Regions from separate parts of the Homo sapiens genome. Here region 1 is linked to region 2. The links are chromatin contacts, found by Hi-C in ENCODE. All regions are on one chromosome and are shown on one strand. Each heading gives the region's core, a stretch centred on a gene start or an enhancer-like site at or near the end of the contact. The rest is flanking DNA. Distances are from core to core; before and after follow the strand shown. Region 1 holds the start of NEIL3 (nei like DNA glycosylase 3). Region 2 holds the start of FBXO8 (F-box protein 8).

Region 1 (5,924 bases), core at 1,436-3,935, 3.0 Mb after region 2:
TCCATATGAAGAAAGTGAGTTTTGGAAAAGATAAATGACATATATATATATGGTTATCAAATAGCACAATTTAATAGATTTAGCAAATTTACTGAAATTAGTAAATTGGACTTAAGAAGAAATTGTGAAGGTTCCTCTGGTAAGAGTGCACAAGAGAAAATTCAAGGAGGATAGCAGTTAGCAGGATCCTGACATAGTCCAGCTGAAATGTAGCAAGGGTCTGCACTAGGGTAGGCTTGCTTGCAATGTTGTGGGCTCTTTTTACAGACAATGTAGATACACAGCGTATGCGAGTTTGCTTTTGATTGGACGTAAGAAGCAAGATCAAAGAGATATACCAAAGGACTCAGAGGCTAGTCACATATAAACAAAATCTGGGCCAGGTGCAGTGGCTCATGCCTGTAATCCCAGCACTTTGGGAGGCAAGGCGGGTGGATCCCTTGAAGTCAGGAGTTCAAAACCAGTCTGGCCAACATGGTGAAACCCCGTCTTTACTAAAAATACAAAAATTAGCCAGGCGTGGTGGTAGGTGCCTGTAATCCCAGCTACATCGGAGGCTGAGGCAAGAGAATTGCTTGAACCCAGGAGGTGGAGGTTGCAGTGAGCCAAGGTCAGGCCACTGCACTCCAGCCAACAAAACAAAACAAAATCTGACTCCGCCTTTCAGTCACGCCAGTGAAATCTCTTAATGCCTTCAGTGTCAGTCCCCAACTCTTACTAATTAAAGATCGTATTTGACCCAAATGTGCACAGTACACAACACCTTAAAGAGAAATGAGGTGAATCAGATAAATGAACAGGTTGATATTTTTTAAATTTGTCCACAAGCTCTTTGATATCCCTCCTTTCAAATCACAGCTTAATTCCCCTCCCCTTGTGAATGCACTGTATTTAATGACTGGCTTCTAATGAATGGAATAAGAAGTAAGTTACCATAGTAAACTAAGTAATAAAGGGTGACTAAGTAATAAAGGGCATTGCAGCTTTCTCCTTGACTTCTCTCTTGGATCACACTCTCAGCTGCCATGTCATTAGAAGAGCCGAGCTGCACTATAGAGACACAAGAGGTGAGAAACTGAGGCCTCCTGCCAACAGCCATGCAAGTGACTCATCTCGGAAGTGGATCTTTTAGCTACAAAAAGCCTTTGGGGCACTTTAGCCTTGGCTAATATTTTAACTGTAACCTCTTGAGAAATGCTGAGCCAGGATGACTCTGGCTAGCTAGACTATTGCCAAATTCCTGACCCACAGAAACTTTGAAATAACAAATGGGATAATTGATGAGGTAACAATAAATAACTAGTACAACGCTGAAAGAGGAGAAGGTATATAGGACTTTTCTCCATCAAAGGACAGAGATTATTGAATTGAACAAGGGAGTAAAGTACAAATAGTCCTGAAATTGATCCAGCCAACTTTTGATCACTAATCTCTCCCTGCAAAGGAAAGATTTAATACTTTTCAAAATTTCAATCAAGTCTTCAGTATATTCAAATTCAACTCTCTAGTATACAGATGCTCCTCAACTTACGATGGGGTTATGTCCTGATAAACCCGTTGTAAACTGAAAATACAGTAAGTCGAAAATGCCTTTAATATATCTAACCTACCAAACATCATAGCTTCACGAGGCCCTCCTTAAATGTGTTCAGAACACTTACATTAGCCTACAGTTGGGAAAAATCACCTAACACAAAGCATATTTTATAATAAAGTGTTGAATAATTTATTGACTACTGTACTGAAAATGAAAAACAGAATGGCTATATGAGTACTCAAAGTACAGTTTCTACTGTGTGTCACTTTTGCACCATCATACAGTCAAAACACTGTTACGCTGGGGCATCCTAAGTCAGCAACCACCTGTGTATATGCTCTTGTGGTTTAACGGCAGCACAGTGCTATGCTTATGAAATCACTTAGAAATTGACATTCTGTTTTAATGTGTAGTATTTCAGTTTTCAAAAAAGAATACACTTTATAATTTACAAAACTATATGGAGTCATAAACTTCATAGATTTATATGTATGCATGCATCTTTGGTTAGGGTTGTGGGTAAATTTGAAAAGCTACGCATTACCCTCAAATTTATATAAACCTCTACGTTTAACAAAGCAATTTCATATAGCTTTCATCTTGGGGCGTCCCCTTACAAAATGGATGCATGCACTTAGGTAGGGCTCACTTAACTATCTAATAATGGAGTTTTTAAATATAGACACTAGAATATATTCTGCTGTTTGTTCCAAAAACCCTCTTCTTCGTTTCTCTTATCCCACCCACGTCCGAATATAGCATGCCAAAAACAGAGCCAAAAACAAGATTGTCTGTGACATATCTGTCCTGTCACAGACAAGGACAGATTAAGAGGACCAGATCAGAAAATGTGTGTATACTAAGTAGCTCAAAGACAAGGGCAAAACTTTAACGCAAAGAAAATACATTCAGAGCTTTCCAAGTCCCAATTTCTTCTGCTTTTACAGTTCAGCCTAGTTAGTTGTCCTCCACGCCCCCCGCCCCACGCGCGTTTGCGTTTTCTTAATAAACCCACAGCAAGACCTAGGGCGGGGGTGAACCACAGCGCATGCGCCGTAGGGAGCGACCTCAACAGCTAGGGTGCTGTTTGGGCGGGGCCTGGGCGGGGCCAGACGCGCGCGAGATTTGAATTTCCTCTGCGTGCGGTCAGTGCCCGCGCAGCGTTGAGTTGCACAGCGGTATTCTCACCAGGCCCTGCAATCGGTGGGCCACAGTGCCGGCCACAGAGATGGTGGAAGGACCAGGCTGTACTCTGAATGGAGAGAAGATTCGCGCGCGGGTGCTCCCGGGCCAGGCGGTGACCGGCGTGCGGGGAAGCGCTCTGCGGAGTCTGCAGGGCCGCGCCTTGCGGCTCGCAGCCTCCACGGTTGTGGTCTCCCCGCAGGTGAGCTACTCCTGTAACAGGCCATGCAGTCAGCAGGGGGGAAATGGAATAAAGACCCCATCAGGGTTCCAGGATTTAAAGTGTCATCTCTTTGCTCTGGCCCAGGTTTCCTGGGGTCCCACCTTTCACAGAGTTTATCGTCACTTTACTGTAGGGAGAAGTCGGTCCTAGCGCGCCTGCGCAGGAGAGGAGGGCTAGCGTTCTGGGCTCACGCTGCCGGAGCAAGATGCCCTAGGGGAATCCAGTGAAGGTGTTTTATCCGAGTCACCTTACTTAACTTCTTTATGATACACACATGGTTTCCCATGTCTACAGCTGCATTTTTTACTATTGATATTATCAAATCTCTGCTACCTCTGATATGTTTTCTTCGTCCCATTTTAAGCTTTTAGCATAAAATTCTACTTTCTTGCTTGGCTAATCTGCAATTGGTAAGTATATCACAACTAGTATATAATTCTAAAACTACACGTAGAAAATTTAGCACTAACTTCTCACTCAACTTCATATTGCCATCTAATTAAGGGGCAATGAAACCCAGTTCTGGTTCCCTTAAGTGAATTTATTTCTTTTTAAAGTAAACTAGCACAGCTTCTTGCCACTCAGGCATTCATTGCAGACGATGTGGTATTCATTTGGCCAGAACTTGTACTAAAAATATTCTGATTAAGGCATCATGTTTTAAAAGCCCTCTAGATGTATGGATGATTGTATTTCATGCCTACATGCAATATTGCACTGTATTTCAATTTCTTCTGCAAAGCTTCTTATAGCCTTTGGTCCTGGAAGAAAAAGTTGCCTGCTATGAAATTAGCATATGCTTACAACTTGAAAGAAATGAGGTTCTAAGTCTAAGAAAATATATTTTCAAACTTGGGAAAAAATAAGTTTTACATCTCCTTCCAATTGCCCTTTTGTTTATTTTGACTTGATATGCCAGTAAGTACTCTGTACCTATTTTTTTTTATTATTGTTATAGTGTTTCTAAAATCGTTTCAGGGTACCACAGAGATGGATTTTAGATGGTTTCTTAAGAATATTAATATTTATGAAAATTACTCATTCAATAAAATTTTGAATACTCAAGACACCTGGGGAGCAAAAACAAATACTTCCTCTTTTGGAGCCTATACTTCAGTTGGGAAGACACAAAGACATTCATTAAATAATCACCTAAAGAAATATAAATTAATAAGTTCTGTGAAGGAGAGATACACGATTCTTTAAGGACTTGTAGGAAGACCTGGGAAGGCTTCCCCAGGGAAGTAGCAAAGCTGAGGTGTGGGCCGGGTGCAGTGGCTCATGCCTGTAATCCCAGCACTTTGGGATGCTGAGGTGGGCAGATCGCCTGAGGTTGGGAGTTCAACACCAGCCTGACCAATATGGAGAAATTCCATCCCTACAAAAATAAAAAATTAGTCAGGCATGCTGGTGCATGCCTGTAATCCCAGCTACTCAGGAGGCTGAGGCAGGAGAATCGCTTGAATCCAGGAGGTGGAGGTTGCAGTGAGCTGAGGTCGCGTTATTGCACCCCAGCCTGGGCAACAAGAGCGAAACTCTGTCTCAAAAAAAAAAAAAAAAAAAAAGCTGAGGTGTGCAGGGTGAGTAGAAGCCATGCAGCTCAGGGATTGGAACAGGAAAAAGACTGAAAGAAAGCCAGAGTAGACACTGCCCTCTCATTTAGGAGTCGACTGCAGAAATCCAGGTGACAAATTTGGGGTCAAGTGCTGGTGGTGGAGATGAAGACAAGAGAATCACTATGATGGGAGGGCTAAGCAATGGATATGACATGAATATACTTAGGGATATCATCATTTACATCATTCAACCACAACGTATTTTGTGTTAGGTTTTATGCTAGCTCCTGCGGATACGAAGATGAGTAGGATATGCTTTCTGCTGTGAGAGTCCAACCTAATGTTTTAAATAAATATCACCTCATTGGTATTTAGGAAAAATAGCTTAAACATTTCCTTTTAAGTTTTGTTGTGATTATCTCTGATGGTATGGCATGAGATGCTTTTACATTTCATTCAGTCATGAAAAAGGATAACCCTATGATAAAGGATTAACCTGATTCTACAGATGAGGCATATGAGGCTCAGAGTGACTTTAAGTAAATTTGCCCAAGATCACATGTCTAGTAAGGGGCTAAACCAGGGTTTGATTTTTCTTTAAAACTCCAAAGCCTACCCTCTTAACCATGCCATAGCTCCTCTCAGCCATAAAAGATTCAGTAGGATCTTTATTGCTTTTTTAGCATACAACGGTAAGAACACCATAATGCTCAGTATATAGTAGTGGTTATTTATTAAATAGAAAAGTGCAATCTTGGATTTTTGGCTGTGTCTACCACCATTTTTAGTTTTGTTCGGTTGAGTCAATTCTCTTATATCTATTCTGATAATTCTCTTCTAACAGCTTCTATGGCCATGTTTGGATTGCACAAAAGAGTGCAGCCTGATAATATAATACAAATGCGTCAGTAATGGTTAGGCAATTATTAACATCACTTGGCAGCAATATTCAATAAGTTATACCCCACACATAAAAAGCCTGGCATTTAAAGGTATTATTTTTGATACCTTGATAGAAAGAGGCATTAAAAATTGGAATAGGTCTTTGTGGTTAGTATCAGGAATCTGGTTCTATGGACACTGGATTTTAAAATCAATATGGAAGGAATACATTCTTTGAGGCTGTTGGTAAATTTCTAAATAATTTACTATGGCTTCATTTTCTGGGACTTTGATCTGAAAAAAAAAACATAATTATAACCTTTTGTAAACATGAAGAGTCTTTTGCATTTTAGAGGGATCCATAGTAAATTTCATTAAAACATGGTAGGTTGTCACAAACCTCTGGCAAGATCATTACTGTAGCAGATGATCCCATGTCTCCTAGGCATTTATGCCAAAGAGTTAAAGCTATTTAAATGTTTCTGCTACTGGCTTGAAATGATTAGTTTTCACAAGGCAGCATTTAAAAATAATTTAATAACTG
Region 2 (6,540 bases), core at 3,235-5,734:
TAAAGTCAAGACACAGAAATAAGTCGTATTTCTATACATTTACAATAAACAATCTGAAAAGGAAATTAAGAAAATAATACCAACTACAACAGCATCAAAAAGAATAAAATACTTAGGAATTAACCAAGTAGGTAAAAGGCTTCTGGAATGAAAGCTACAAAACACTACTGAAAGAAGTGAAAGACAAATAAATGGAAGTACATCCTGTGGTTACAGATTGGAAGACTTATTAAGATGGCAATACCACCCAAAGTGATCTATAGATTCAATGTAGCTCCTGCCAAAATTATAATGACGTTTTTTGCATTAATAGAAAAAAATTCTAAAATCCACATGGAATCTCAAGGGACCTCTAATAGTCAAACCAAACTTGAAAAAGAACAACAAAGCTGGAAGACACTTTCTGATTTCAAAACTTATTACAAAGCTACAGTAACCAAAACAGTATGGTATTGGCATAAAAAGAGACATACAGACCAATGAAATAGAACAGAGAATCCAGAAATAAACCATCACATATATGGTCAAAAGATTTTTGACTAGGTGTCAAGATCATTTAATGGGGGAAAGGACAGTCTTTTCAACAAATGGTGCTGAGAAATCATATCCACATTCAAAAGAATGAGGTTGGAACCTTACCCAACATTATCTATGAAAATTAACTCAAAATGGATCAAAGACTTAAATCTAAGACATAAAACTGTAATACTCTTAGACGAAAAAACAGGGCAACAGGGCAAAAGGCTTACAGCACTGAATTTGGCAATGATTTCCAAATGCACAAGCAACAAAAGAGGAAACAGACCAACTGAACATTATGAAAATTAAAAAAAAATTGTGCATCAAAAGACAGTATCAACAGAGTAAAAAGGCAACCCACCGAATGAGAGAAAATATTTGAAAATCATGTATCTGATAAAATCTAATATCTATAATTTACAGATAACTCCTTTAACTCAACAATAACAAAAACATGATTCAAAAATGGGTAAAGGACTTGAAAAGACATTTTTCCAGAGAAAATACACTAACGTCCAATAAGCACAGGAAAATACAGTCAACATCACTAATCATTAGGGAAATACAAATCAAAAGTACAATGAGGGACCACCTTATACCCATTAAGATAGTTACTATCGAAAAAAAAATAAGTCTTGGCAAGGATGTGGAGAAACTGGAACCCTTATGTATTGTTAATGTGAATGTAATACGTATGGTACAGCCTCTGCGGAAACAATATGGAGCTTCCTAAAAAAAAATTAAAAACAGAATTACCATGTGATCTAGCAATTCCACTTTCAGGTATATACCCTCAAGAATTCAAAGCAGGGTCTGGAAAAGATATTTGTTCACCCATGTTCATAGCAGCATTATTCACAACAGCTAAAACATGGAAGCAACCCAGGTGTCCAATAACAGATGAATGGATAAGCAAAATGTGGCTGACACATATAAGGGAATGTTATGTGACCTTAAAAAGAAGAGAAATTCTGGCATATGCTACAACAAAGATGAACCTTGAGGACATTATGCCAAGTTAAATAAGCCAGTCAAAAAAAGTCAAATACTGGATAAGCCCATTTATATGAGGTTTTGGTTCTTTACCACTTTCCAGTAATATGAATACAAACACTTCCGGTTTCCAAAACTGGAAACAAAAGGTAGAATGGTGATTGCTAGGACCTAGGAATGGGGAAGGGGAATTATTGTTTAATAGGTATAGAGTTTCAGTTTTACAAGATAAAAAGAGTAATGAAGATAGATGGTGTTGATGGTGGCACAACATTATCAATGTAATTAATACCATTGAACTGTACACTTAGAATGGTTAAGATGGTAAATTTTATGTTACGTATATTTTACTACAATTTAAAAATTGGAAGAAACAATTCTGTGATCCCATAAAAATAAAATGAGGGAAAAAACTCTGAAAAACAAATTAATAAATAAAAGAAGAGATGATGGCGTGCGTGTGTGTGTATTTAACATCTGTCCTTTCCATCTCTTTTTTCCCTATATTCATGACTTCCACAAATCACTACTCCATATAGAGTCTCTCCAAGCTTGGCTTACTTGCTAAAATCTGGTTCCTTCATTCAAATAGCTTATGAATCCTATGCAATCTATTCTTGAAAAATACACGAACTGCTGACTAAATGGTTAAACTCCCTAAAGCTGTTGCCTAAACTCCAAACCACAAATATTTTTATCTTATATTGCTATAAAGTACTTGCACCAGCACAGTGGCTCACACCTATGATTCCTGAACCTTGGGAGGCTGTGGAAGGAGGATCGCTTGAGCTCAGGACTTCAAGACCAGCCTGGGCAGCACAGTCAGACAAAAAAATTAAAAGAAATAACCACACGTGATGGCGTGTGCCTGTGGTCCCAGGTACTCTGAAGGCTGAGGTGGGAGGGAGAATTGCTTGAACCTAGGAGGTCAAGGCTACAGTGAGTCTTGTTCGCACCACTGCACTCCAGCCTGGGCAACAGAATAAAAATCTGTCTCAAAAAAATACTTGCCCCAAATATGATATAAATTTATTCAAGTCAGCCAAAAATGTTTTAGTTTATTAGAGAGCTAAGTCAAGAAATTTGTCAGAAAAACAAAACAATGAGAGCAAAACGAAAAAGAAATAGTGAACATAAATTTCCAGAAATAGATGTATTTCATTTAAATTGTTTAAAAAATTATTTAAGTAAAATAATTCAAGAAAAAGAAACAGAAATTAAATGCATAATTCTTAGACTTTAGTATTAATGATTTTGATGCATTATCATGGGTCAGTCAATGGAATAGTGCCAGTTTCCAAATCTGAATCAAAATGAGGAAAAAATTAGTTGTACATTAGCAGTTGGTTAAATAATAAACCATAAAGTTACAAATCTGAATGACTAATTTCAACACACTGTGATTAAAGATTTGGTAATTCAATGTTTTTATATTGTAAAATGAGGAAGATATCTTTTAACCTAGCAACAGTAAACACACAAAACATTCCCCATTAAAGTGACCATATGTAATAAATTATGATCAATGTTTTGGCTTATCTAGAAGTTACTATAATATTTTGTGGATGGAAGTAATTGATCCAAGGGCCCCAAGTAATATTAGTTAATTTGCTGTAACTTATTATTAAATGAAGTTACGCTGCACCCTAATTCCTGATGTACAGAAACTGATAATATTTGTTGTTTTAAGCTGGGGTAAATTTGGGGGTAATTTGTTACCCAGCAATAGACAACTAATGAAGTACCTCATCAGACATATTGTCAGGTTAATTGGCTAAAGATGAATTTCTGACCCAATATGAAAAAAATAATAAAACTTATGCATTCTTTATTCTGAAACCTACTCTGTTTCACATATCATTTTCGTGAAGGGTAGAGTTGAGAAGTGTGTAGAGCTCCTACCTCAGAAATACATTACTTCAAACATTAAAAGAAGGAAGAGGAAAGCTGAAATAGAAAACATAAATTGTCTTCACTTTACCGTAATAAAAATCATGATATATTCATTTGTGGATATACACCTAGGAGCCTTGAAAATGAATATTTTACTTGTAAAACAAGTAGAATCAATTATTTTATTAGTAAATTCATACAGAACCTAAAAATAAAACTAAAAAAATTAAATGACTGAGGATTGGGATCCATTTATGTGATTTTGCCAAATAAATATTGAGAACCTTCTACGTAAGAGATTAGAACCCAGTCGCTGAGAAACAAATAAAAGACAAGTTTGACAAGTTTTATAACCCAAGTTTGACTACTGTAGCAGCTAGCAATCCATCGTGATCTTAACTATACTTGTGTTTGCATTCATATTACTGGAAAGTGGTAAAGAACCAAAAACTGTCTAGGAACCAAAATAACACTCGACCCGAAAACCAACACTTGGACCTGAAGAAAGTAACCCTTGTCATTTCTCAGGTTTATTTCACAATGACGCTGGGTTACTACTTGGAGTCCTAAACCGAACTACACCCCAATGGCCTAGAAACAGAAGGAACACACCCAGTTCCGCCTCCTGACAGTGATTCCTCACTTTAATGAGCCACCACTACTGTCACTCAAGATGCTTCGCACTGTCATTGGTCGCAAACTCTTGCTGGTCGGCCAGTTTCGGCCAACTGGCAAGCACTGGTTGTCTTTATTTTCGAGAAAAGTGAAGGTGAACAGGGAAAAGAGACAAGAGATCTAAAATATCTAGGTTGACTCCTGTACCTGAGCGACCTGCGATCTCCACCGCCGCCGCGACGAATTGGCCTCTGGGCGGGGACTTTTAGCCAAAAGGAAAATGGCTCAGCCGGGAACTGGTGCCCAGGCCATGGAGAAGCTGATTCAAACTTTACTTGTCCACACCGGTAGAGGTGACCGCGATGAGAATACCAGAAACAGCACTACGACCCTCAGAACTCAGGGTACCTCCAGCTGCAGGGGCCAGAACTGCCGACTATCCCAATTTTGACGTTTCCTATTGTTGCCGGAAGTGACGTTAGGCTCCGACTCTTAACGGAGACGCATTTTTATTTCTGTTGTTTACGATTCGCTATAGATTCCTTGTTTCTCACTTCGTAGCACGAGCCACTCTGACCATCAAGATCAGAAAAACTTCTCAGCTGCAAGTTAGAAGTGGACTGGCCATTGAGGAGGCTCTCAGCGGAGTCGCTCTTCACAGGAGTCTTGAACGCGGTGTGGAATCGGCAGCGAGGAATCCTGGAGCACAGAGAAGCTCCCAGCTTTGAAGGTCTTGCGGTGGTGCGTGGCGGGCAGGAACCCACAATTCCAAATACAAACGGTCGGCGCGAGAAGCGCTTCTGGGCGCAGGCGCCTGGCTGTAGCGACTGGTTGCGGGAGGCTGGACTCTGGTGACTGTGTATGGTTGCATATGCTCCGTTTTCCTCTCCCTGTCGTGCTGGGCCTTTGAAACCGGCTTCTTTGCTGGTGGCTGCTTGGTGAGCCCCGAGGAGACGGCAAGGCTGCGCCTGGTATTGGGCGGAGGTCGCCTCTCTCCGCCGTCCTTACAGAGACCCCGGGCGGAGACGAATGACCAGATCCGCCTTTTCATTCTTTTAAATCAAATGGCGGGAGGGGAGCCTTGCTTATATACCCAACTAGTATATGCTTTTAGTCACAACGAAGTGGGAAGTATCGTGGTAGCTCATCCTATCAGAATTAGGTTGTGACTTAGGGTTGGAAAGTTATAGGCTTACTGATTCCTATTGGATCCTCTGGGGTGAGGATACAAACGGCTCCTGACTATAAGGAAGACAGGACAGCAGTTCGTGTTTTCCTTGTTGGCATTTCCCCAGCTTTTCAAATATTTCTCCACCTTTATTGAAGGCTACAGATTTTTCCCTCACTGTAACAAGTTAATCTTGAAGTTGTTATTCTCTTTTACTCTGGAATTATGGCCATGCTAGACTGTTTTTTTCCCGAATTATCTGCAGACCTTTTAATTTTATGTGTGAACACAGCAGTCCCGTTGAACTCTTTACTTGTCCCTTACTCCTCCCCACTCCCGCCCAGCTTTCTCGATGCTTTGCCTTTCTCAGACCTTTCTCCTATCTCTTAGAGAAGTATTTCCCTAATATCTTTTGCAGTTTCATAAACTGTTTTTCTCATCTTTACTTTTTTGTTTTTGATACGTGTTTTTAGATAATATCGAGCATTATGTGCTATGTCACAAACTCTTAGCCATTGACTGTTATTAGAGTCAGTGTAGTTGCTTCATTCTAAACAAAAATCACTCTGGTCCAGTGACATTCTATTGGGAGGCATTGTTTTAATGACCTCTAACAGCAATGAGATTGAGCGATGTTGAAAATCCTAAACTGCTAGAGTACACTATTTTCACAACCTCTCCCACAAGTTCAATTGCGCAGATCTGACTTGTAGACAAGGAAGGAAGCTAGAAAGGAATATTGAGAGCTTCTTTATTATTGAATCTATGCTGCAAGCTGAGTGGTATCTCCTTTTTTCCTTAGTTTGCCTTTGATCAGTGCTATAAGTTGAAAATGTTAAATTTTTAAAAGTATTTTTCATTAATGAAAGTAAGGTGTTAAAATGTACATAAGTAATAGATTGGCTTCTTTTAATGTCTTGTTTTTAAGGCTTTTGAATTTTATAGTAGACTTAGTAAAGCCCTTTGTGAGAATGTAGAGCAGTAGCTGTAATTTTATTCTGTGATAATCCCAATTTTAAATCCCTTTATTTTTCTGTCTCCTATCACTTACCTCGTTCACGAGCTCTGCTTGTATTACTCTTCAAAATATTTATTCACTGGTACTGAAGAGAGACATAACTTTGTTGTCAGAAATTCCATTATCAGAGGTAGAAATCATGTAAGAGACACTGAAATGTTTTCCAAAATGTCAGAAAAAGGAAAGGTGAGAAGATATCATAAAGTGTTACGTAAAACAGAATTACTTGCACTGGGAAAATGGAATATACATCTGGAAGGACTAAAGGAAGTCTGGAAAGACATAGAATTTACATTAAAGTTACTGGGAAGAAGGTATCCCTAGAAGAATTGTG

Evidence for each region. A loop is a pair of places that touch in the nucleus more often than their neighbours do. Pooled maps may share reads with other maps.
Region 1: a loop to region 2 is called in a map of naive thymus-derived CD4-positive, alpha-beta T cell, with 9 times the contacts of the local background. The contact joins the promoter of NEIL3 here to the promoter of FBXO8 in region 2. A Hi-C loop is called at or near these places in 2 of 168 maps with a recorded cell type or tissue (both naive thymus-derived CD4-positive, alpha-beta T cell) and 9 of 50 pooled maps.

What each region holds. Positions count from the first base shown.
Region 1 is chr4:177,307,189-177,313,112 of GRCh38, forward strand. It overlaps NEIL3 (nei like DNA glycosylase 3), which reads left to right and starts at 2,686. Exons shown (of 10, transcript NM_018248.3): 1 at 2,686-2,921. The coding sequence starts at 2,766. RefSeq lists a silencer at 2,567-2,686 and an enhancer at 2,767-2,856.
Region 2 is chr4:174,279,183-174,285,722 of GRCh38, forward strand. FBXO8 (F-box protein 8) reads right to left here and starts at 4,485. Exons shown (of 6, transcript NM_012180.3): 1 at 4,228-4,485. It overlaps CEP44 (centrosomal protein 44), which reads left to right and starts at 4,729. Exons shown (of 12, transcript NM_001040157.3): 1 at 4,729-4,761. RefSeq lists an enhancer at 4,680-4,929 and a silencer at 4,694-4,961.